2 separate regions of the Homo sapiens genome follow, and region 1 is linked to region 2. A link is an interaction called in ENCODE POLR2A ChIA-PET data of the cell type or tissue named here. Cell type or tissue: MCF 10A. All regions are shown on one strand. Each heading gives the region's core, and the rest is flanking DNA. Links, peaks and the distances in the headings are about the cores only.

Region 1 (11,494 bases), core at 3,604-6,103, 76 kb before region 2:
GTCTCAGCTACTCTGAAGGCTGAGGCGGGAGGATTGCTTGAGCCTAGAAGTTTGAGGCTGCAGTATACAGATCATGCCTGTAAATAGCCACCACACTTCAACCTGGGCAACATGGCAAGACCCTGTCTCCAAAATAAATAAATAAGTAAAAGTTATTGCCACGGGTAGTTTGGAGTAATGAACGTTTTATGCTCTGCAATGAAAAGGAGAAAATTTCAGTGTTTAGTAAGCCCTTGTTTGTATTTATTGTTTTTTCGAGACAGAGTTTCACTCTTGTTGCCCAGGCTGGAATGCAGTGGCGCAATCTTGGCTCACTGCAACCTCCACCTCCCGGGTTCAAGAGATTCTCCTGCCTCAGCCTCCTGAGTAGCTGGGATTACAGGCATGCACCACCATGCCCAGCTAATTTTTTGTATTTAGTAGAGACAGGGTTTCACCCTATTGGTTAGGCTGGTTTTGAACTCCTGACCTCAGGTAATCCACCTGCCTCAGCCTCCCAAAGTGCTAGAATTACAGGCGTGAGCCATCACACTGGGCCAGCCCTTGTTTTTTAAAAAAGCATTTAAAGAATAAAATATTACTGATTTGGCTATAAGGAAAATTAGAATTAAAGTACAAATATATTTTAAATTTTAATCTATTTTGTATTGAACATTTGAATAGTACAACAAAATACTGAAAAATGTTTGCATGGAAGTTCCTGTTTTCCATCTTTAAGTCATTCCATTTCTGCCATCATTAGGTTTTGTTCAGCAAAATATATCTTACAGGGAAAGTATTTTCTTTGCATTTTAATACTCTCACTTAGTGGCAGTACAGCCAGGATACCTGGATTTGAATCCTAGCTCCACCATTTATTTGTGTGATTTTAGGCAAGTTACTTCACCTCTCCATACCTCAATTTCTTCATGTGCAAGGTAGATAATAATAACAATATAATAATTCTTGGCCAGGCGTGGTGGCTCATGCCTGTAATCCCAGCACTTTGGGAGGCCAAGGCAGGAGGATTGCTTGAGCCCAGGAGTTTGAGACCAGCCTGGGCAACATAGTGAGACCTCGTCTCTACAGAAAATAAAAACAAAATTAGTGGAATGGTGGTGTGCACCTGTAATTCTAGCTACTCAGAAGGCTGAGGTGGGAGGATCGCTTAAGCCCAGGAGGTCAAGGCTGCAGTGAGCCGTGATCACACCACTGTACTCCATCCTGGGTGACAGAGCAAGACCCTGTCTCAAATAATAATACTTACTTCTTTAGTTTTTTGGGGGGATTGAGGACTAACTATATAAATTTAGAACAGTATCTAGCACATGGTTAAGTGCAACTGTTATTGTTTCATTGTAGTCATTTTTAGAAGCATTTTTAATAGAAGTGTTACTTTAAAAATAATGTTTTCAGTTATGAAATAAAACACTCCTATTCTCAATAAAAATTGTACAAGAAAAAGTTAATTGTGAACGTGATTAGATTACTTGTAGCACTGTGAGTTTTTGTGAATAATGGTAGTAAGGCCTCAATAACTTGCCTGTTATGTTTTTCTAATCACTCAACATTATTTTCAGATTTTATTTTTAAATTTTTATTTTATATTTTTTATGACAGGGTCTCTCTCTGTCTCCAAAGTTGGGGTGCAATGGCATGATCACAGCTCACTGCAGCCTCAACTTCCCAGGCTCAAGCAATCCTCCCACCTCAGCCTCCCGAGTAGCTGGGACCACAGTTGCACACTACTACACCCAGCTAATTTTTTATTTTTTTTGTAGAGATGGGGTTTCCCTGTGTTGCCCAGGCTGGAGTTGAACTCCTGAGTCCTCAAGCGATTTTCCCGCCTCGGCCTCCTGAAGTGCTGGGATTACAGGCATGAGCCACCATACCCAGCCAAGATTTTATATTAAGAAAAGGTTTTGGTGAGGTCTCATTTTAATTTTAGGTTTTCCATCTTGGTAGAAATATCTTGCAGTGAGCCGAGATCGCGCCACTGCACTCCAGCCTGGGCGACAGAGCGAGACTCCGTCTCAAAAAAAAAAAAAGAAATATGAATATAAAAATAAATTTTTTGCCTAGTTGATTTTGGGAATCTTCATATGCTTAGAAAATTAACCTTTTTCTATTAGGCTGGTGCAAAAGTAATTGCGGTTTTTTTGCCATTAAAAGTAATGGCATAAACCATTACTTCTATTAATAAAACCCTCAATTTTCATTTTCATAGCCTTTCAGAATGGGAGTAAGCTTTGCAATCAACCTGCTCCTTCATCTTATCTGTACACTTGATAAATCTGATTCAGTGGTTGGAACGGAATCTGCTTTTCCTGTATTGGTTACAAGCAAGCACTTTGCCTGGGTGAGTGTAGCTGCAGTATAGCATAGAATTAAGACTACAGTTTCATAGTCAGCGCAGCTTGAAATGTTGGCTCTATCATTTACTAGCTGTGTGATCTTGCACAAAATCCTTAACTTCTCTGTGCCTGTTTCCTCAACTAAAATGGTATAACATTGTTATCTACCTCATGGAGTTGTTATGAAGATTAAATAAATGCATTTTAACTGCAAGAACAGTGCTTGACACAGTAAGCACTCAACAAATGTCAGCCATTATTATTGATCACTACTGATGCTGGTAATCTCTTTGCCTTAATTATAGAATTGCTTTTAAGAAAGGAATATTGTTTGCAGAGATACTTCTTGTAAGACTTATGATGTGTGTGTGCAGCTACAACCTGTAAAAAAATTGCCAGCATGAGTCTTCAGGAGAGTGGTTTATAACCTTTTTTTTTTTTTTTTAACTACCCTAACACATTCCCATCAGCAACAATAGGTTCTCCCACAGTGGTTCCCAAAGAAGTGTGTGTGTACCAAGCAGGGCAGGGAATAGAGTTAGAGAAAACTGCTCAAGGGAGTGCAGTGGCACACACCTGCAGTCTCAGCTATTTGGGAGGCTGAGGCAGGAGGATTGCTTGAGGCCAGGAGTTTAAGGCTGTAGTGTGTGATGGCCATGCCTGTGAATAGCTACTGCACTCCAGGCTGGGCAACACAGCGAGACTCCATCTCAAAACAAAACAAAAAGAAAAAACTGCCCAGATGAAAATCTTGCTCAAAAACTCTTTAAACTATTTCAGCACAGGTGAAATGTTCTATGCCATTTGCATTTTATCTGAGCCTCTAAGGAGATGCCTACCAACTATGTAAATTTATTGGGACTTAAACTCTATAGTAGTCATTCTTATACCTTCATTGTAAATTAACCTCTGCCATACTAACTCTAGCTCTGCTTTTTCTACTTTTACAGAAACTATACATTTTTAATATTATATATTTATAATAAAAGTTTATTGCATGCCTGCTATATATGGGGCTTCACCATTATGACAAAGAATTTTAATAAAAAGTCTTCTCTCTTCAGAGACTACAGGGTCTGTTAGGGAATATTAGCTTTACAACAGAATTGTAAAGTTTAAAGTGTTGAACCTTCTAAGAGAAGTAGAAGAGAGAAACCATATTCTACTACAGCATTACACCATATGTGACTACAAGAACCATTTCTCATGTGGATTATAAAAATCTGTTTCTATTGTATGTAACAACATGTGGTAAGTGGTATGTGTGGGGTATGGGGGGTCTGCCCACTGACAAAAAGACCCTATTAAGGAAGAAAATAACATAATCATTTATTTATGTGTATAGATCTGTGTTGTCTAATAGTATAGCTACTAGCCACATGTAGCTATGTAAAATTTAATTAATTACAATGAAATTTAAAATTCAGTCCCATGGTTATACTAGCCACATTTCAAAGGCTCAGTAGTCACATATGGATAGTGGCTTCCATATTGGATATTACAGAACAGAATATTCCCTTCAGTGAAGAAAATTCTATTGGACAGCACAATGTCGATGATCCATTCTATTTTCTCAGAATTTCAGAATCATGGACACCTCAGTGATATATCAAAATCTGTTTTAAGTGACCTTCTGCATACCTTCAAAAGATTATCTTAAAACTAGGATGTTGAACATGTGCCTTACTTTACTAACTACATCTTATCCTTAACAAAAAGGAAAGTAGTATATGTTTTTAAATCTTTAGCTGCCAAATTCACTGGACCTGGAGAAAAAAAATACAAAGATTCCAAATTATATGAAAAACCTCAGTGTTTACTATAAAAAGGGATTGTTGACATAGTTTCCCATTCTTTAGGTTTTGTAAGAATTTCTTAAGTTTGCAAAATGACAATATTTTAAGCTATAAATTCATGTAGCTGCTTTTGTGTCTTTAATAGATGTATAGCATTGGTTCTCAACCAGGGGTGATTTTACCTCACAGAGGACATTTGGCGATGTCTGGAGACATTTGTGGATGTCCACAACGTAGTGGAGGTGCTACCAGGATCTAGTGGGTAGAGGCCAGGGATGCTGCTAAACGTCCACAAGGCATAGGACAGCCCCACAACAAAGAACTGTCAGGCCCCAAAATGTCATCAGCAGTGAGGTTGAGAAGTCCTGATTAATAATAACTTATATACATTTTGATAATATTTTGGGGAAGTTAGAATTCCCTACTAGAAATTTGCTAAAATATGGCCATTGATAATAATCAAACTTGTATAGCCCTTATTATGCATCAAACTCTTTTCTAAGAGCTTTATGTATATTAACTCACTTAATCTTTGCAAAAACCCTTCCTATTATTATCAACTCTTTCTACAGGTAAAGCAATGTAGGCACCAAGAGGTTACATAACCTGCTGCCATGGACCAAATTGTGTCTTCCCAAAACTCAGATGTCAAAGTCCTAACCCCCAATGTGATTATATTTTGAGGCAGTTGGTGGCTTTATAGGAAGAGGATGAGAGGGATATCTCTCTTTTCATGAATGTACCCAAGAAAACTATGTAGGGACACAGTGAGAAGGCAGCTATCTGCCATCCCAGGAGAGAGCACTCCCCAGCCATCAACCCTGCTGGCACCTTGATGTTAGACTTGCCAGCCTCCCAAATTGTGAGAAAATACATTTCTGTTGTTTCAGCCACAAAACCCAGTCTATGGCATTTTGTTTGGCAGCCCAAGCTGACTAATACCTGCCTAAGATGACACTGGTGGAAGGAAAATGGTCCGAATGCAGGCAGTCTGGCTCTGGAATCCACATTCTTCACTACTTGCTTAACACTGTCTCAGTAAAATACCTTCTCTGAACCTATTTTCCTCCAAAATTGCTTTTTTAAAGTTTGTTCACATATTTTGGTTTTTAGTTCTGTAAAGCTACAAACAAACTTCATTTATAGAGATATTTTAGAGCTGTATATTCTGTTTTCAACTCTTGGCCAAACCATTTCGTGGTGTTCTATACAATTTTATGGTGTTTTAGTACAGTGGTTCCCCAATTTTTTTGGCACCAGGGACAGATTTCATGGAAGACAATTTTTCCACAGTGGGGTGGAAGATGGTTTTGGGATGAAACTGTTCCACCTCAGATCCTCAGGCATTAGTTAGATTCTCATAAGGAGCGCCCAACCTAGATCCCTCACATGCACAGTTCACAATAGGGTTGGCGCTCCCATGAGAATCTCATGCTGCTGCTGACCTGACAGGAGGCAGAGCTCAGGCAGTACTGCTTGCTCGCTGCTCCCCTCCTGCTGTGCAGCCCAGTTCCTAACAGGCCAGGGACTGGTACTAGTCCATGGCCCAGGCACTGGGGACCCCTGTTTTATTATACTGCTGTCATATCTGATCTAAATGCAAATGTTCATATGCTAAAAAGGGAATTTATGTTTGTTTTAAAACACTAAGAGCATATGAAGATATCATTGGTAAAAAATACTATATTAACATAATTGGTACAGTTTTCATAAATGCTAAAACAATATTGGAGCAGATTATTACTAACATTTATCAATAGTTTCAAATTTGGTTCCAAGAACAGATAATGTGGTGAAAGTGTTAAGCCCTTCTGCTCATGCAGAAGTATAATGATGTCTCAATACTGGGGTTCCTTGAAAAATCAATTATGTCTTTGATAAAGCCAGGTTTAATAAAGAGATAATGGTGCATAATATAAGCAGTTAATTTTGTGTTTAGTATGGTATCTTCTTTCAAACACTAGTGAATCAGCTGGCAATACACTTGGCAACAAATATCAGAAAACTGCTGCTGCTTAAACAGATAAGGGTGTCACTGTCCTGCACAATAAGAAGTCCAGGGGTAGGAAGTCCAGGGCTGGTACAGCAGGTCAGTGGTGCCATCAGAAACTAGGCTTTCTGCTGTCTGCTCTTGACCATGTCAGAGTGATGGCTCATTCTCCTGCCCTCTCTCTCATGTTCCCAAGATGAATGCTGTATTTTCAGACAGGCCTCATATTTATGTTCTTGGGAAAAAGGATTTTTTTTTTCTTTAGCAAGACATTGACTTGTACTCGGTGAAGGGCTCCCCTCACCACTGTCTTTTTTTTTTTTTTTTTTTTGAGACAGGGTCTCACTCTGTCACCCAGGCAGGAGTGCAGTGGTGCAATCTCTGCTCACTGCAACCTCCACCTCTACCTCCTGGGTTCGAGCGATTCTTGTGCCTCAGCCTCCTGAATAACTGGGATTACAGGTGCATGCCTCCCCGGTGTCTTTAGTCTGTAGTTCACTGGCCAGAATTATGTCACCTGGGAAAAATCAGAGATGAAGCTTTTGGTTTTCCAGCTTTCACAGTAAAGGAAGAAAAGGAAAAGAACAATTGGGAATGGATGTTGAATGACTCAACATAGATTATCAGCCACAATTGATATTAACAATTAACAATTGCTGATACTTGGGTAGTTGCTGCTACATATACTTTCTTTTCAGAGCCTCTTAGAATTGGAATCTTAGAGATTATTTTATCTCTGATATGACATCTTCATGTTTATATTTTTTAATATGCCAACTTATAAAGCAAAGTTTTTTTAAATAGGCTTTTAAATGGACATATCCTTTATGACACAAATTTGGATAGTCCTTAAATAAAAGTATACATCTCAAAATATAACTACGTATGGAAAAAATATGATGTTACATAAGCTGTAACACCACTTTCAGGTATTTTCTAAACTCGAATTTTATGCCAAGGTTCTAGAGAGTACCTGTTCTCTGTATTTTGAAACTCTGAATAGAAATAGCATGTGGTGGCTTTTACAAATAAAATGGTTGCTTCTATACTTGTCCTGACAAATTTAAACTGTTTGGAAAGCTCTAAATCCAATGTTCTTAGCCAGGTGTGGTGGCTTACACCTATAATCCTAGCTACTCAGGAGGCTCTGGTGGAAGGATCACTTGAGGCCAGGAGTTTGAGACAAGCCTGGGCAACATAGGGAGACCCTGTCCCCACCTCTAAAAATGAATGAATGAATGAATGAATCTAATGCTCTTACCCAGCAATTTTATTTCTATGACTGCTGCCTCAATGTCTCTACAACATTTAGCTTCTCTTAAGAATGTGGTCGGTCAACAGAATACTGCCTGAGAGGGCCATATCCTCAACAAGATTTATTAAAGAGGTGGATATTGGGCAAAAGAATTGAAAAGATGTTTCACAAAAGAAGAAGTCTAAATAGTCAGTTGGCACCTGAAAATGTGCCCATTATGCCTCATCAGAAAATCAAATTAAAATCACAATGAAACACCACTATATACCACCCTAGAATAGCTCAAATTAAATAGACTGATAACACTAAGTCTTGATGAACATGTAGAGGAATTGGAACTCTTTCATTCATTGCTAGCAGGAATGAAATATGGAATAACCACTTTGGAAAACAGGCAGTTATTTTTAAAAGTTAAATATATACTTACCCTATGATCTCTTCTACCCTATCATCTAAGGTATTTGCTCAAGAAAAATGAAAATATGCATCCACACAAAGACTTACAAAACAATATTCAAAGCTGCTTTTTAAAATGTTCATATTTATAATAATATCCCCAACCTGGAAACAACCCAAATGTTCATCAACAGAATAATGATATATTCATAGAATGGAACACTACTCAGCAGTTTAAAAAAAAAAAAAAAAAAGATGGCAAGCACAGTGGCTCACACCTGTAATCCCAAGCACTTTGCGAGGCCGAGGTGAGCAGATCACTTGAGGTCAGGGGTTCAAGACCAGCCCAGCTAACGTGGTAAAACCTCGTCTGTACTAAAAATACAAAAATTAGCCAGGTGTGGTGGTGCATGCCTGTGATCCTAGCTACTCAGGAGGCTAAGGCAAGAGAATCGCTTGAACCCAGGAGGTGGAGGTTGCAGTGAGCTGAGATCGTGCTACTGCACTCCAGCCTGGGCGACAGAGTAAGACTCCATCTCAAAAAGAAAAAAAAAGGTGGGGGGGTGAAAACAACTGATGCAGGCGACAGCCTGGCTGAATCTTTATAATCTTTAGATTATGTTGAGCAAAAGAATTCAGGCACAAAAGACTACTTAACTGTATGATTCTGCTGTCATGAAGTTTGAGAACAGGTAAAATCTATAGGGATCAAAATCAGAATGATTGTCTCTCAGCGAGGGGTATTGACTGGAAAAGGGCATGGGAAACTTTCAGCAGTGAGGGAAATGTTCCCTCTCTTGATCTGAGTGATGATTACCTGAAAGTATACATTTTATAAAACTCATTAACTGCACATGTAGGATGTATACATTTTACTCTATGTAAAACCTGAATTTTTTTTAAAAAAGAAAGAGATGGCTATTATTATTGAAGACCATAACCAACACCCTTTTACATTTGCTACTAAATGGAAAATAAAAGAAAATGCATTAATGGTGTTCCATTTGTCTTATTGTTCAACTCTTCAAGAAATCATTCAAATCAAAATAATTGTTTTTCTCATCTTGTTCTGGTCCCCTGTGGAGGTAACCTGAGAAAGCTCCTTGGAGTTCATTAGAAGGGCCACACTTTCAAGAAGTTTCTCAAAACTCAGAAGAAAAAAGTAATGGAAGAAGTGATTTTTTTAAGGGAAAATGTTTTATTAATTCCATCTCTCTTCTAGAATATTTTTCAGGGTTTTAAATGTGCAAAATCTTGGAGCTACCCCCAATTATAAGACGAAAATTTTAGTGTAGCCTGAAATTCCTCACTGAACTCTGAACTCCCACTTTTCTGACAATACGCTTAGATCTTCTTCTTTTTTTTTTTTTTTTTCTTTTTTTTTTTTTTATTATACTTTAAGTTTTAGGGTACATGTGCACATTGCGCAGGTTAGTTACATATGTATACATGTGCCATGCTGGTGCGCTGCACCCACTAACTCGTCATGTAGCCTTAGGTATATCTATCTCCCAATGCTATCCCTCCCCGCTCCCCCCACCCCACCACAGTCCCCAGAGTGTGATATTCCCCTTCATGTGTCCATGTGATCTCATTGTTCAATTCCCACCTATGAGTGAGAATATGCGGTGTTTGGTTTTTTGTTCTTGCGATAGTTTACTGAGAATGATGATTTCCAATTTCATCCATGTCCCTACAAAGGACATGAACTCATCATTTTTTATGGCTGCATAGTATTCCATGGTGTATATGTGCCACATTTTCTTAATCCAGTCTATCATTGTTGGACATTTGGGTTGGTTCCAAGTCTTTGCTATTGTGAATAATGCCGCAATAAACATACGTGTGCATGTGTCTTTATAGCAGCATGATTTATAGTCATTTGGGTGTATACCCAGTAATGGGATGGCTGGGTCAAATGGTATTTCTAGTTCTAGATCCCTGAGGAATCGCCACACTGACTTCCACAATGGTTGAACTAGTTTACAGTCCCACCAACAGTGTAAAAGTGTTCCTATTTCTCCACATCCTCTCCAGCACCTGTTGTTTCCTGACTTTTTAATGATTGCCATTCTAACTGGTGTGAGATGATATCTCATAGTGGTTTTGATTTGCATTTCTCTGATGGCCAGTGATGATGAGCATTTTTTCATGTGTTTTTTGGCTGCATAAATGTCTTCTTTTGAGAAGTGTCTGTTCATATCCTTCGCCCACTTTTTGATGGGGTTGTTTGTTTTTTTCTTGTAAATTTGTTTGAGTTCATTGTAGATTCTGGATATTAGCCCTTTGTCAGATGAGTAGGTTGCGAAAATTTTCTCCCATGTTGTAGGTTGCCTGTTCACTCTGATAGTAGTTTCTTTTGCTGTGCAGAAGCTCTTTAGTTTAATTAGATCCCATTTGTCAATTTTGGCTTTTGTTGCCATTGCTTTTGGTGTTTTGGACATGAAGTCCTTGCCCATGCCTATGTCCTGAATGGTAATGCCTAGGTTTTCTTCTAGGGTTTTTATGGTTTTAGGTCTAACGTTTAAATCTTTAATCCATCTTGAATTGATTTTTGTATAAGGTGTAAGGAAGGGATCCAGTTTCAGCTTTCTACATATGGCTAGCCAGTTTTCCCAGCACCATTTATTAAATAGGGAATCCTTTCCCCATTGCTTGTTTTTCTCAGGTTTGTCAAAGTTCAGATAGTTGTAGGTATGCGGCGTTATTTCTGAGGGCTCTGTTCTGTTCCATTGATCTATATCTCTGTTTTGGTACCAGTACCATGCTGTTTTGGTTACTGTAGCCTTGTAGTATAGTTTGAAGTCAGGTAGTGTGATGCCTCCAGCTTTGTTCTTTTGGCTTAGGATTGACTTGGCGATGCGGGCTCTTTTTTGGTTCCATATGAACTTTAAAGTAGTTTTTTCCAATTCTGTGAAGAAAGTCATTGGTAGCTTGATGGGGATGGCATTGAATCTGTAAATTACCTTGGGCAGTATGGCCATTTTCACGATATTGATTCTTCCAACCCATGAGCATGGAATGTTCTTCCATTTGTTTGTATCCTCTTTTATTTCCTTGAGCAGTGGTTTGTAATTCTCCTTGAAGAGGTCCTTCACATCCCTTGTAAGTTGGATTCCTAAGTATTTTATTCTCTTTGAAGCAATTGTGAATGGGAGTTCACTCATGATTTGGCTCTCTGTTTGTCTGTTGTTGGTGTATAAGAATGCTTGTGATTTTTGTACATTGATTTTGTATCCTGAGACTTTGCTGAAGTTGCTTATCAGCTTAAGGAGATTTTGGGCTGAGACAATGGGGTTTTCTAGATAAACAATCATGTCGTCTGCAAACAGGGACAATTTGACTTCCTCTTTTCCTAACTGAATACCCTTTATTTCCTTCTCCTGCCTGATTGCCCTGGCCAGAACTTCCAACACTATGTTGAATAGGAGCGGTGAGAGAGGGCATCCCTGTCTTGTGCCAGTTTTCAAAGGGAATGCTTCCAGTTTTTGCCCATTCAGTATGATATTGGCTGTGGGTCTGTCATAGACAGCTCTTATTATTTTGAAATACGTCCCATCAATACCTAATTTATTGAGAGTTTTTAGCATGAAGGGTTGTTGAATTTTGTCAAAGGCTTTTTCTGCATCTATTGAGATAATCATGTGGTTTTTGTCTTTGGCTCTGTTTATATGCTGGATTACATTTATTGATTTGCGTATATTGAACCATCCTTGCATCCCAG
Region 2 (11,494 bases), core at 5,931-8,430:
TGAGAACTCACTCACTGTCATGAGAACAGCAAGGGGGAAAGATACCCCCATGATCCAATCATCTCCCACCAGGCCCCTCCTCCAACATTGGGGATTACAATTCCACATGAGATTTGGTGGAGACACAGACCCAAACCATAGCAGTAGTCAATAATTATAAAAATAGTAAATAAAAATAACCAAGTGTGTCTTGAGATCTAATTATACACAGTGTGGCATTGGGGACAACATAGAGAAAAGACAGCCATGTAAGAAAGGTAATGTGGTGTGGAATACAGAATGTAGGCTCCTGTTAGTGTTAATATTCACATTCTAAATCAGGAAATGGAAGCTCATAGAGATTTTGTACCTCAAGTCCCACAGCTTCACAGGGTTGTTGTGAAGACCAGAAATCAGGTATATGAAGCCAGTAGTGCATGACTTGCACACAGGAGGGGCATAATCTGTTGAAGACTGTGGCCAGTAACAGTGGATTGAGAGGGAATGATCAGGGGACAAAACCACTAAGGCCTGAACCAGGACGCCGTAATGAAAAGTTTTAGAGGAAGTAAGAGAAGAAAGAGATCTGGGTCCCTGGAAGTAGTTGAGAAGGAAAATTTTCATACACAGTGAAAGAAAAATCTAAGTAGAATGAGTGGGGAAGTTAGGGTCCAAGGCTGCTCCTAGGCCTCTCTGTCATATGTGGGCTCCCATCTGGATCGAGTCAGAGTGCAGGAGGCTTACCATGACATGGGCAGGTGAGGGGCAGGCCTGACCCAGGAGGTTAAATGTTCGAGGGGTGGAGAAATGCAAGGGATAGGTGCAGGGTGTTGTTGGGCTGGGGGGTTAAGGAAAGATTTAAATCAGATGCAGCCAGTTGCCTCATCAAAGGAAGGATGTAATTTTTGAAAAGACAAGATGCTGGGCCAGGCATGGTGGCTCATGCCTGTAATCCCAGCACTTTGGGAGGCCAAGGCGGGTGGATCACAAGGTCAGGAGTTCAAGACCAGCCTGGCCAAGATGGTGAAACCCCATCTCTACTAAAAATACAAAAAAATTAGCCGGGTGTGGTGGTGGGCGCCTGTAATCCCAGCTACTTGGTAGGCTGAGGCAGAGAATTGCTTGAACCCAGGAGGCAGAGGTTGCAGTGAGCCAAGATGGCACCACTGCACTACAGCCTGGGTGACAAGAGAGAGACTCTATCTAAAAAAAAAAAAAAAAAAAAAAGAAAGAAAGAAAGAAAAGACATGATGCTTGCTTATTTTTTAAAAGTTAAAATGACCTTATGTTTTAATAGAAAATCTCATTAAACATAATGAAATGTCAGGGGAAACAAAGATATATGTGAGTTAAATATTTAGACAAAGAAGAACCAGGGAGAAGTCATTTTTATTCTTCCAGTTTATCAGGGATTATTTTGAATGTTTGTTTCTCAAAGGAGGAGATGGAGTTAATAAACTGCGGGAAGGGGCTGAGAACAGCTGTGCAAGGCAGAAGATATGAATGATGTTTTTATAGGAAATAGTATGAAGTTATTAATTTTACCTTTGCAAGCCACAAAGGGTTGAAAATTGTTCTCAATTTTTTATTTTTATTTTTAATTTTGGTAGATATGTTGCCCAGGCAGGTCTTTTGAACTCCTGGCCTCAAGTGATCCTTTCGCCTCAGCCTCCCAAAGTGCTGGGATTACAGGTGTGAGACACTGTACCCAGCCTCAATTTTTTGTTTTAAATATAATTTTTTTTTTTTTTTTTTTTTTTTTTTTTTTTTTTTTGGAGACAGAGCTTTGCTCTTGTTGCCCAGGCTGGAGTGCAATGGTGCAATCTCGGCTCACTGCAACCTCCACCTCCCGAGTTCAAGTGATTCTCCTGCCTCAACCTCCCAAGTAGCTGAGATTACAGGAGCCTGCCACCACACTGGCTAATTTTTTGTGTTTTTAGTAGAGATGGGGTTTCACCATGTTGGCCAGGCTGGTCTAGAACTTCTGACCTCCCATGACCCACCCGCCTTGGCCTCCCAAAATGCTGGGATTACAGGCGTGAGCCACCATGCATGGCCTGAATATAAATTTTAACATGTTTCTCATTTAGGTAATCAGGCATAAATGTGAAATAATTCAACAATTTTTGCTTCTTAGAAATTGCGAGGCATATCTTTTGAAATCATTAAAGTCTACCAGACGGACCAGGTTTGGCGGTGCACGCCTGTAATCCCAGCACCTTGGAAGGCCAAGGCAAGAGGATCACTTGAGCCCAGGAGCTCAAGATCAGCCTGGGCAAAACCCTGTCTCTGAAAACAATACAAAAATTAACCAAGCGTGCTGGCGTATGCCTATAGTCCCAACTACTTGGGAGGCTGAGGCAGGAGGATTGATTGAGCCCAGGAGGCTGCAGTGAGCCATGATCACACCACTGGCACTCCAGCGTGGGTAAACAGAGCAAGACCTTGTCTCAAAAGTAAATAAATAAATTAATTGAAGTCTACTAGATCAATTTCTAAATATCACTATACTGCATGTATCATTAGGGCAGTTTAATAAGACAATTTAAATAAATTGTTCAGACAGTAAAATATGATGAAAACTAATGAACACAAATAATCCTTGCTTCTTAAATTGTTTTTCTTGGCAGTTATAAATTTTTTTTTTTTTTTTGAGACGGAGACTTGCTCTGTCACCCAGGCTGGAGTGCGATAGTGCCATCTCAGCTCACTGCAACCTCTGCCTCCCGGATTCAAGTGATTCTCCTGCCTCAGCTCCCGAGTAGCTGGGACTACAGGCATGCACCACCACGCCTAGCTAATTTTTGTATTTTTAGTAGAGATGGGGTTTCACCATGTTGGCCAGGCTGGTCTCAAACTTCTGACCTCAAGTGATTTGCCCACCGGGGTCTCCCAAAGTGCTGGGATTACAGGCATGAGCCACTGCGCCCAGCCATAAATCTTAAAAGGGAAAAAATGATACAAAGTACATAAGGAAAAAAGATAAGCACAAGTATTTTTTTACCTGGAAGACTGACCATATTAGCTATTTAGATTATTAAAAAATAAATTGGCTGGCATGGTGGTTTGCACCTGTAACCATAGCACTTTGGGAAGCCAAGGCAGGTAGATCATGAGCTCCGGAGTTCGAGACCAGCCTGGCCAACAAGGTGAAACCCCGTCTCTACTAAAAATACAAAAAAAAAAAAAAAAAAAAAGCCAGACATGGTGGTGGGCACCTGTAATTCCAACTACTCAGGAGACTGAGGCAGGAGAATCACTTGAATCTGGGAGGCGAGGTTGCAGTGAGCCAAGATCATGCCATTGCACTCCAGCCTGGGCAATACAGCAAGACTCTGTCTCAAAAAATAAACAAATAAAAATAAAAATAAAAGAGACCCTGAATTTTCTTGAGTCATCTGGGAAAAATCATTGCAGTTATTCAGACTTATTTGTTCTTTCTTTCTGTCTTTTTTTTTTTTTTTTTTTTTTTGAGACGGAGTCTCACTCTGTCGCCCAGGCTGGAGTGCAGTGGCATGATCTCAGCTTGCTGCAACCTCCACCTCCCGGGTTCAAGCAATTCTCCTGCCTCAGCCTCCTGAGTAGTTGGGATTACTGGCGCCCACCACCACGCCCAGGGAATTTTTGTATTTTTAGTACAGATGTGGTTTCACCATGTTGGTCAGACTGGTCTCAAACTTTTGACCTTGTGATCCACCCACCTCAGCCTCCCAAAGTGCTGGGATTACAGGCATTCTGAGCCACCACGCCTGGCCTGTTATGTCAATAAATATTGGCGTCTGCCATGTGCCAGGCTCCATGATAGTTCTGAGACATATGCTAGGTTTTGTCTCTTTAGGATTTTTAGATTGCAAACTGTTTTTAATCCCCCTGTGTATCAGTAAATCTTTACATCTCTCTGAGTGAAGATGAATTTTGTACTTTCCATTTTTTTCCCATGTTTTCTGCACTGAGCATTTATTTTTTTTTTTAATTAGGAAAAAACATATTATTTAAAGCCAGGCAAGACCCATCATCATTGGAGGGGGTGTGTGACACATGCACAAGCTGGCTCTGGCAATAACCACCCCCCAGAGAACACGCCCCTTCTCCCCAGAGGGCATCAGCTTGAGTACAGGAGTAAGGCCGTGACTCTGGGCCCAAGCCAGCAGCCTTTCTGGACAGAGCCAGCAGCTAGTGCCTGAGATTGGGCCAGGTCAATGGTTCCACAATCTAGACCATTAACTGTCTGTTCAGGGGTGGAGTTTTTACCAAAACTCAGAGAAATTAAAGAAAGAATAATGCAGCAAGATTTCATATGCTATTTCATATGCTATTCACTTTAAAATATGAGTAGTTAAAATGTGTTCTTTCATGAGGTAGTTATATTTGACAAAAGTAAACACTAGAGACCCTATAACTATCCTCAAAATTTTATTTTGAAATTTTACCCATAAGATCTTAAAATCTAGGAATCCCTGAGCTGGATGACCTTGAATGACCTTCCAATTGTAGGGAAACATTTGTGTTTCAATGGAAAACCATGCATTGTCTAGAGAAGGCTCTACAACTTTCTCTGTAAAAGACCAGATAGTGGCTGGGCTCGGTGGCTCACGCCTGTAATCCCAGCACTTTGGGAGGCCGAGACGGGCAGATCACAAGGTCAGGAGATCGAGACCATCCTGGCTAACACAATGAAACCCCGTCTCTACTAAAAATACCAAAAAAAAAAAAAAAAAATTAGCCGGGCGTGGTGGCAGGCGCCTGTAGTCCCAGCTACTCAGGAGGCTGAGGCAGGAGAACGGGCTGAACCCGGGAGGCGGAGCTTGCCGTGAGCCGAGATCGCGCCACTGCACTCCAGCCTGGGCGACAGAGCGAGACTCCATCTCAAAAAAAAAAAAAAAAAAAAGACCAGGTAGTAAACATTTTAGACTTTGCGGATGCATCTTCTTAACTCTGTCTTTGTCTTGTGAAAGCAGCCATATATAAGTGTTATAATAAAACTTTATTGGCTGGGCACAGTGGCTCACACCTGTAATCCCAACACTTTTGGAGGCTGAGGCGGGTGTATGCTTTGAGCCCAGGAGTTTCAGAGACCAGCCTGGGCAACATGGTGAAACCCTGTCTCTACCAAAAATACAAACTTTAGCTAGGTGTGGGCACGGTGGCACATGCCTATAGTCTCAGCTATTCCAACCTGGGCGACACAGTGAAACCCTGCCTCAAAAAAAGAAAACAAACTTTATTTACAAAAACAGGCAGTAGGGCTAGATTTGACCACAAGCAGTTTGCTGATTCTAGTCATAAATTAACTCTTATTATTAAACTGACTGGGTTAGCTGATTGTGTATGTGTGTGTGTGTGTGTGTGGTCACTTCTTTATTTCTGATACAAATGTACATGACACATGTCTTGACAGTCAGCCCACCCAGCACCACACAGGTAGGGCATGGCTCCCGGGGAAGAGGCAGGGTGGGAAGAGAGCTGGTGGGTGCTGCCGTCTGCCTCTCCAGCCTTCCCAGTCTGCAGCCAGGTTCCCAGGCCTCCAGAAGGTGGGACCACAGCAGGTGCAGGTAGTGATGGTGGGTGCTGGCCTCCCAGGGGTTATGGGGAGGGGACTCAGCTCCACAGCCACCAGCTGAGTCGGGGACCCCGGGGGAGCCAGCCCCAGGCTCAGGTGCTCAGTCCTCCACCCTGGCCAGCACACATTCCCCCTCCACATGGGAGCGGGAGGAGAGATGGAGGGAAGCGGTTTTCAATTTAAGTTCATAGAGAAGGGACATGAGCAGGGGAGGGATCAGGGAGGGAGCAGACAGGATCAAAGCTAGTTACCCGGGCAGTCCCTGGTTGCAGGTGGGGAAGGGAAGCTAACTAACCCCCACGCTGGTCCCCTCACCCCTCAAAACTGCAGATGGACCAGGCCTCCGGAACGGCACTGCCGCCCGCACATTCAGCTGGCACTCAGGGACACTTAGTTACCACAAAGTTAAAATTAAGGGGTGGGGAAGAAGAAAGCAAAAGAAAAAAGACGTTCCAGTGTTTGCTGCTGGGGACCCCACCACACAGGTTGGGCCTGTGTCCTAGGCAGGGGCCCTTTGGCATTAAAGGAGAGCAGCAAGGGGCTTGTGGCTACAGGGCGAGGACATCCACGGAGACTATGAAAAAAGGAGGGGATGCCCCTGCTCAGCCCCTGATAGGGTTGAACTGGCTCATGGGGTTGGGGCACGTGTAGGGAGAGCTGCCCCACTTGGAGTGTCCCCACCCGCCCCTTTGCTGAGGGTGCCCAAGAGGGCGAGGGGCTGGGAGTGATGCCTTGCAGGCCCCTGCTCACTAGGAGGGAGGAGAGGGGGACGTGTATGGAATATGGGGGACAGAAACTCCTGCCACCCCACCTCCCCATCTTTCGGGCTTGACGGGGGTGGGCACCAGGGCACTTGGCTGCCAGGGGGTGGGTTATCTGATTCTAAGGGAGCTATTCTACGACTCCATAAATTATAGGTAACTAATGGGAACTTAAAATGATTCTCATCTATAGACATGCAAATGACCCCTTCACCTCTGTCTTAGTGTGTTTGGGTTACCATAATAAAGTGCCACACACTGAGTGGCTTAAACACCCGAAATTTATCTTTTCACTGTTCTAGAGGCTTGAAGTCTGAGATCAAGGTGCTGTCTAGGTTGATTTCCTCCAAGGCCTCACTCTTTGGCTTGTAGATGGCTGTCCTCTCTGTGTCTTCTCATGGTCTTCCCACTGTATGTGTCAAACTCAAACTTTTCTTATAAAGGAACCAGTGATACCGGATCAGGACCCACCCTAATGACCTACACATTTTGAAGTACTGGCTGTTAGGACTTCAACATATGAATTTTGGGTAACACAATTCAGCCCATGACACCTCCAAGCCAGTTTTGTATCCATTTGCTCATTCATTTCAACATTCCTTTACTCCATATAAATTTGTGCTTTATTTTTTTTTACTTATCTGAACTTATTGTAACATCTTACCAGTTTCCTCATTACAGAGTTAAATAAAATCTTTAACATGTATTCATTTTTATTTCTGTATGACAATCATGATTTTACCATTTTTTTTTCTTTGAGGTTATCCATTAATATAACCCAGAATGTCACAATGAGATAAAAGAACCTGAAGCTTATTTTAGAAATTCTGGTTCCAGAAGCAAAAGTTCTCTGCAAGAGCCCTCTCTCCTTTTGTTCTCTTATGAAACACATATCAGACAGAAGAACCCCTAAACAGAGGGCTGCCTGGGGTGGTGGCAACCCCAGAAGGCAGCTAGCATTTCCTTGGGAGTTTGGTTAAGGGGCATGGGGCCAGCTGACTATTGTGTAATTTTAAACCAGTTCACCCCGCCCTGCCTCTCCCATCTGCATTGCACTGCCAGCTGTCATGTCCATTCCTGCTACCAGGAGAAGCTGTTGGAGAGGGAGGGAGGAGAAAGCCAGGAGCCAAAACAACCAGGGAAAGCTTCAGCGGTTCACCTGCTAGTTGTGCAGAGTGCTGAGCCTCAGGGGCCATCAGTGCAAATGTGCATTCCAGAGGCACACCCAAAGCAGGCACCACTTTAGAGTCCCTGTACTAACAACTCCCCTCCGAGGGTTGCCAGATAAAATGCAGGATATCCAGTCAAGTCTGAATTGCAAATAAGCAAAGAAAAATTGTTTTCTTGTATAAGTATGTCCCAAATATTTCATGAGACATACTTATAGTAAAAAATTATCTGTAGTACATGAGAATAGATAATTGATGAAGAATTGTCTGTGGTCATGATTAGTTAAAATGCCACGAAACTCCTGCACACACACTGAGGGCCCCACATGGGTTATGTGCATCTGAATCTGACACGAATCTGTCAAATCTGTCCTCGGATACAGCTTCTGGATATTTTTTGCAGCAAGTCCATGTGCTTGTTCTCACCTAAAGATTGTTGGCTGGTTGGTGCTGTCAATATCACCACTACTATCAGCAATAATAATAACACAAGAAAAGCTTCCATTTAGTGAGCACATACTATGTGCCAGGCACTGTCACTGGCACTTTTTGTGAATTACTTCCAATATTCACAAAGATCCTGTCAAGTAGGTATAATCATCTGCACATTATAGATGAAGAAAGGAAACCCCAGAAGTTAACTGACCTGCCCAAGGATACAGTAAGTGTTGAGTTAACCCAGCTCTATTTGACAACACTTAGCAAAGAGGTCACTGGTTTCTCAAAGTAGGAACTGCTTCTGTTCCTATTCCCTAAAATGTCTCCTATGGGGCTTAGAAAGAGGTAGTGAGCTAAGCCCATGGAAGAAACAATTTTTGAAAAATATATTTTAATCCCTAAATGGACTGGCAGGGCTGGGATGACAGTGAGGCACCTAGGGCACAATATTTAAGGCAGCACTCCCTCTCAGGGTCGTGCGAGTGCAATGGCAAAATCTGCACAAACCTGACAGTGCAAGCATCCTTAAATTTTGCACCTTAGAATCCTCATTCCACTCACCCTAATTCTGGTGCGAGGTTGTCCAGAATTGGTCCAGAATTGTTGTAGATGATGGAAATGAAGCACAAGACAAACCAAGCCTACTCTGAATATGTCCCCCCACCCCCCCAGGATTATTGGATATTTTACATTTTACCCTATGGCTGGATATCCTTATTAGCCAATTTGGATCTATACTTTTTCTTGATTCTCTTGTTACCTTTTAATTGATGCGAGGACCAAGTGGCACAATGTCCTAGGGGTATTTAGGAACCAAACTTCAGTTTCCCCTCCTTTAGTTTTTAGAAGAATTTCTCCAAGGTTTATGCTTTAGAATCCTTGCTTTTAACTGTAAAATTAGGACTCGTGAACCCCTTATTACCTCTCCCTGAAAGTGGAAAGTTACAGCCAGGCTACAAGACACAACCAGATTGGATCTCGGTGAACGCTGTTTTAACAAATGCCAGTGGAATGAGTGGGAGAAGGCTAATCTGGCGCATGTCATAACCAGTGAGGCAGCAGACAATGGAGAAAGAGCAGCTCAACCAAACAAACATTCAGATGCTCTTGTCTGCACCTTGCTTCCAGGGAGCGGTGTGCCCTCCAGGCTTGGCCTCTGCTTGGTTGTGTTTTAGGGCAAGGCCCATAAAACAGCACAGCAGACACTGTGATGCAGAGCTTTGTCCAGACATGTGGATTTTTCAACATCATTATACCTTTTCATGTCTTCGTCAGCAACATTTACTGTTACAGTTCCATGTTTGATCAATTCTCACTTAGTTCTTTTTTTTTTTTTTCTGGAGATGAGTCTTGCTCTGTCGCCCAGGCTGGTGTGCAGTGGCGTGATCTTGGCTCATGCAACCTCCACCTCCTGGGTTCAAGCAATTTTCCTGCCTAAGCCTCCCAAGTAGCTGGGACTTCAGGTGCCTGCCACCACACCCAGCTCTCAGTCACTCAGTTCTGACACGCAGTTTGTGGACTATCTGGTCACCTTGACTGTCCCCTCCACAGCTCATTTTTGGTGATTTTGTCATTCACTGTGCCCCACTCCATTGTGTGTAGAGATGGAGAAAGGAAGAAAAAGAAATGCATCCATTTGATTTTGGAACAGGAATTTAAGAAGGTCAAAGTCATTAATTGAAATCTGGATACTCTAAGAACTTACATAACATATTCTGCCTACCTTCTCTCGACCTCTTTCTTTTCTTTTTTCTTTCTCTTTCTTTCTTTCTTTTCTTCCTTCCTTCCTTCTTTCTTTCCTTTTCTTTTTTTTCATAACCATAGACTAATTAGCTCAGCTAATGTGCCTTGGACGTTGCAACGAGTTGACCGTTTTCCTTCTGTATAACACTCACATCACACAGGAGCAGATCACCTCCATCAGCCCTTTCACATTCCCTACATGGTAAGTGTCTGGCCAGTAAAAGTTACTATGAGGCCAGCGTGGCTTCACACAGGAAAGAAGGAAGGACAGTGGGAAAGATTGACGAGCAAAATGGAGTTCTGACTCAAAGAGGGGACCGTGACCATGCTGAAGATTGAATTTGGAAGAAATTCCGGAGACAGTGTGTTTCACGAGTTCTTCTCTGTCATGGAAGAGGTGGCTTCTCCTTTGCTTGGCCCCAGTGTGCTGGAGCTGATTGTGCTCACCTCTTCTGGACTCCACATTTGGATTGACACCAGATTGACAGCTTGAAACAGACACAGTGGGTGTATTTGCATCACAAAATAGGCAAATCCTACAGATTGGAATTTGTTTCTTTCTGCAGAGCCAGTTGTTAGCATTTACCAGTACATTACTGACTTGTCCCTGAAATATATTCTGGTTGGTCAGTGTGCCTCTGCCCAGGACTCAGCAGGGTCTCCCCCAAGCTTTGGTTCCATTTGCAGAGAGCCGGTGAGGCTGTATGGGAGAAACCAATAGAGGAGTCGAAAGCCATCCCCCATGGGAGACACTCAGCAGGCAGAAAGGTGAAGAAATGCCCCTCAAAAGCTGGATGCAAGGCTTCCAATATCTAAAAGATGACAGTAAGGTCATGAAAGTCAGGGGCGAGCACCAGAGCTGCAACAAAAGGAAAGGACGCACAGAGAAGAAAACAAGGCTGAGTGGTCTGTAACCTGAGTGCACAAATTCTACGTACTAACCCAAGAGCTTGCATCATTGCCTCACAAAATAGGTTCATTAAAAATGTCATGAAACTGGCTGGGCACAGTGGCTCACACCTGTAATCCCAGCACTTTGGGAGGCTGAGGTGGGTGGATCATTTGAGGTCAGGAGTTCTAGACCAGCCTGGCCAGCATGGTGAAACCTCGCCTCTACTACAAATACAAAAATTAGCCAGGCATGGTGGGGGGCACCTGTAATCTCAGCTACTCGGGAGGCTGAGGCAGTAGAATCACTTGAACACGGGAGGCCGAGATTGCATTGAGCTGAGATCGTGCCATTGCACTCCAGCCTGGGTGACAGAGCAAGACTTTATCTCAAAAAAAAAAAACCAAAAAAAAAGCTATGAAGCTAATGTCAGCATGTGATTTGATGAAAGTCACTTTGAATTATTGGGATCTGCTACCTTCTTTCATATTCACTCTAGCAAATGTGACTCATTTATCTGCAGAGACACAAAACACACAGAGAGTTAAAAGTGTTCCCCGCTGGCTCCCGAGAAAGATGGCCTTCTGATGGGATCCTGTCCTTCAGGCACAAACGTCCTCCCAAGCACCTACCACAAACCTAAGCCACATGGGCCCCAAAGCCACAATCATGAGCTGCTGAATATTACTGAGAAAACACTGGCACTCAGATTGCACTCTGTCCTCCCTCCTGCCCTGTAAGCTGTTCTGTAAGGGTATTTGGAGGGTAAGGTACTAGGATGTGTGGGTGGGCTGAATAATGGCCCCCAAAGATATCCATGTCCTACTCCCTGGAACCTGTGGATATTACATTACATGGCAAACGGGACTTTGCAGATGTGACTAGCTTAAGGGTCTTGAGATGGGGAGATTGTCCTAGATTATCCAAGCAGGTCTAACGTAATCACAACCCTCCT

Evidence for each region. ChIA-PET counts read pairs that join two places held together with the same protein. Peaks named below come from ENCODE experiments on the same cell type or tissue, not always from the same donor. Only the 100,000 strongest peaks of a DNase experiment are listed, where the experiment ranks them.
Region 1: POLR2A ChIA-PET joins it to region 2 with 6 read pairs; 7 of 35 experiments call an interaction of 5 or more read pairs at or near these places.

The regions. Positions count from the first base shown.
Region 1 is chr3:141,748,003-141,759,496 of GRCh38, forward strand. It overlaps a transcript of GRK7 not described here. Among named protein-coding and RNA genes, the nearest start is that of GRK7, 9.7 kb to the right of the region's middle. In MCF 10A, for the core only: no CTCF peak of the experiment used is centred there; no DNase peak of the experiment used is centred there.
Region 2 is chr3:141,821,725-141,833,218 of GRCh38, forward strand. No RefSeq gene overlaps it. Among named protein-coding and RNA genes, the nearest start is that of ATP1B3, 49 kb to the right of the region's middle. In MCF 10A, for the core only: no CTCF peak of the experiment used is centred there; a DNase peak (open chromatin) is centred at 7,357.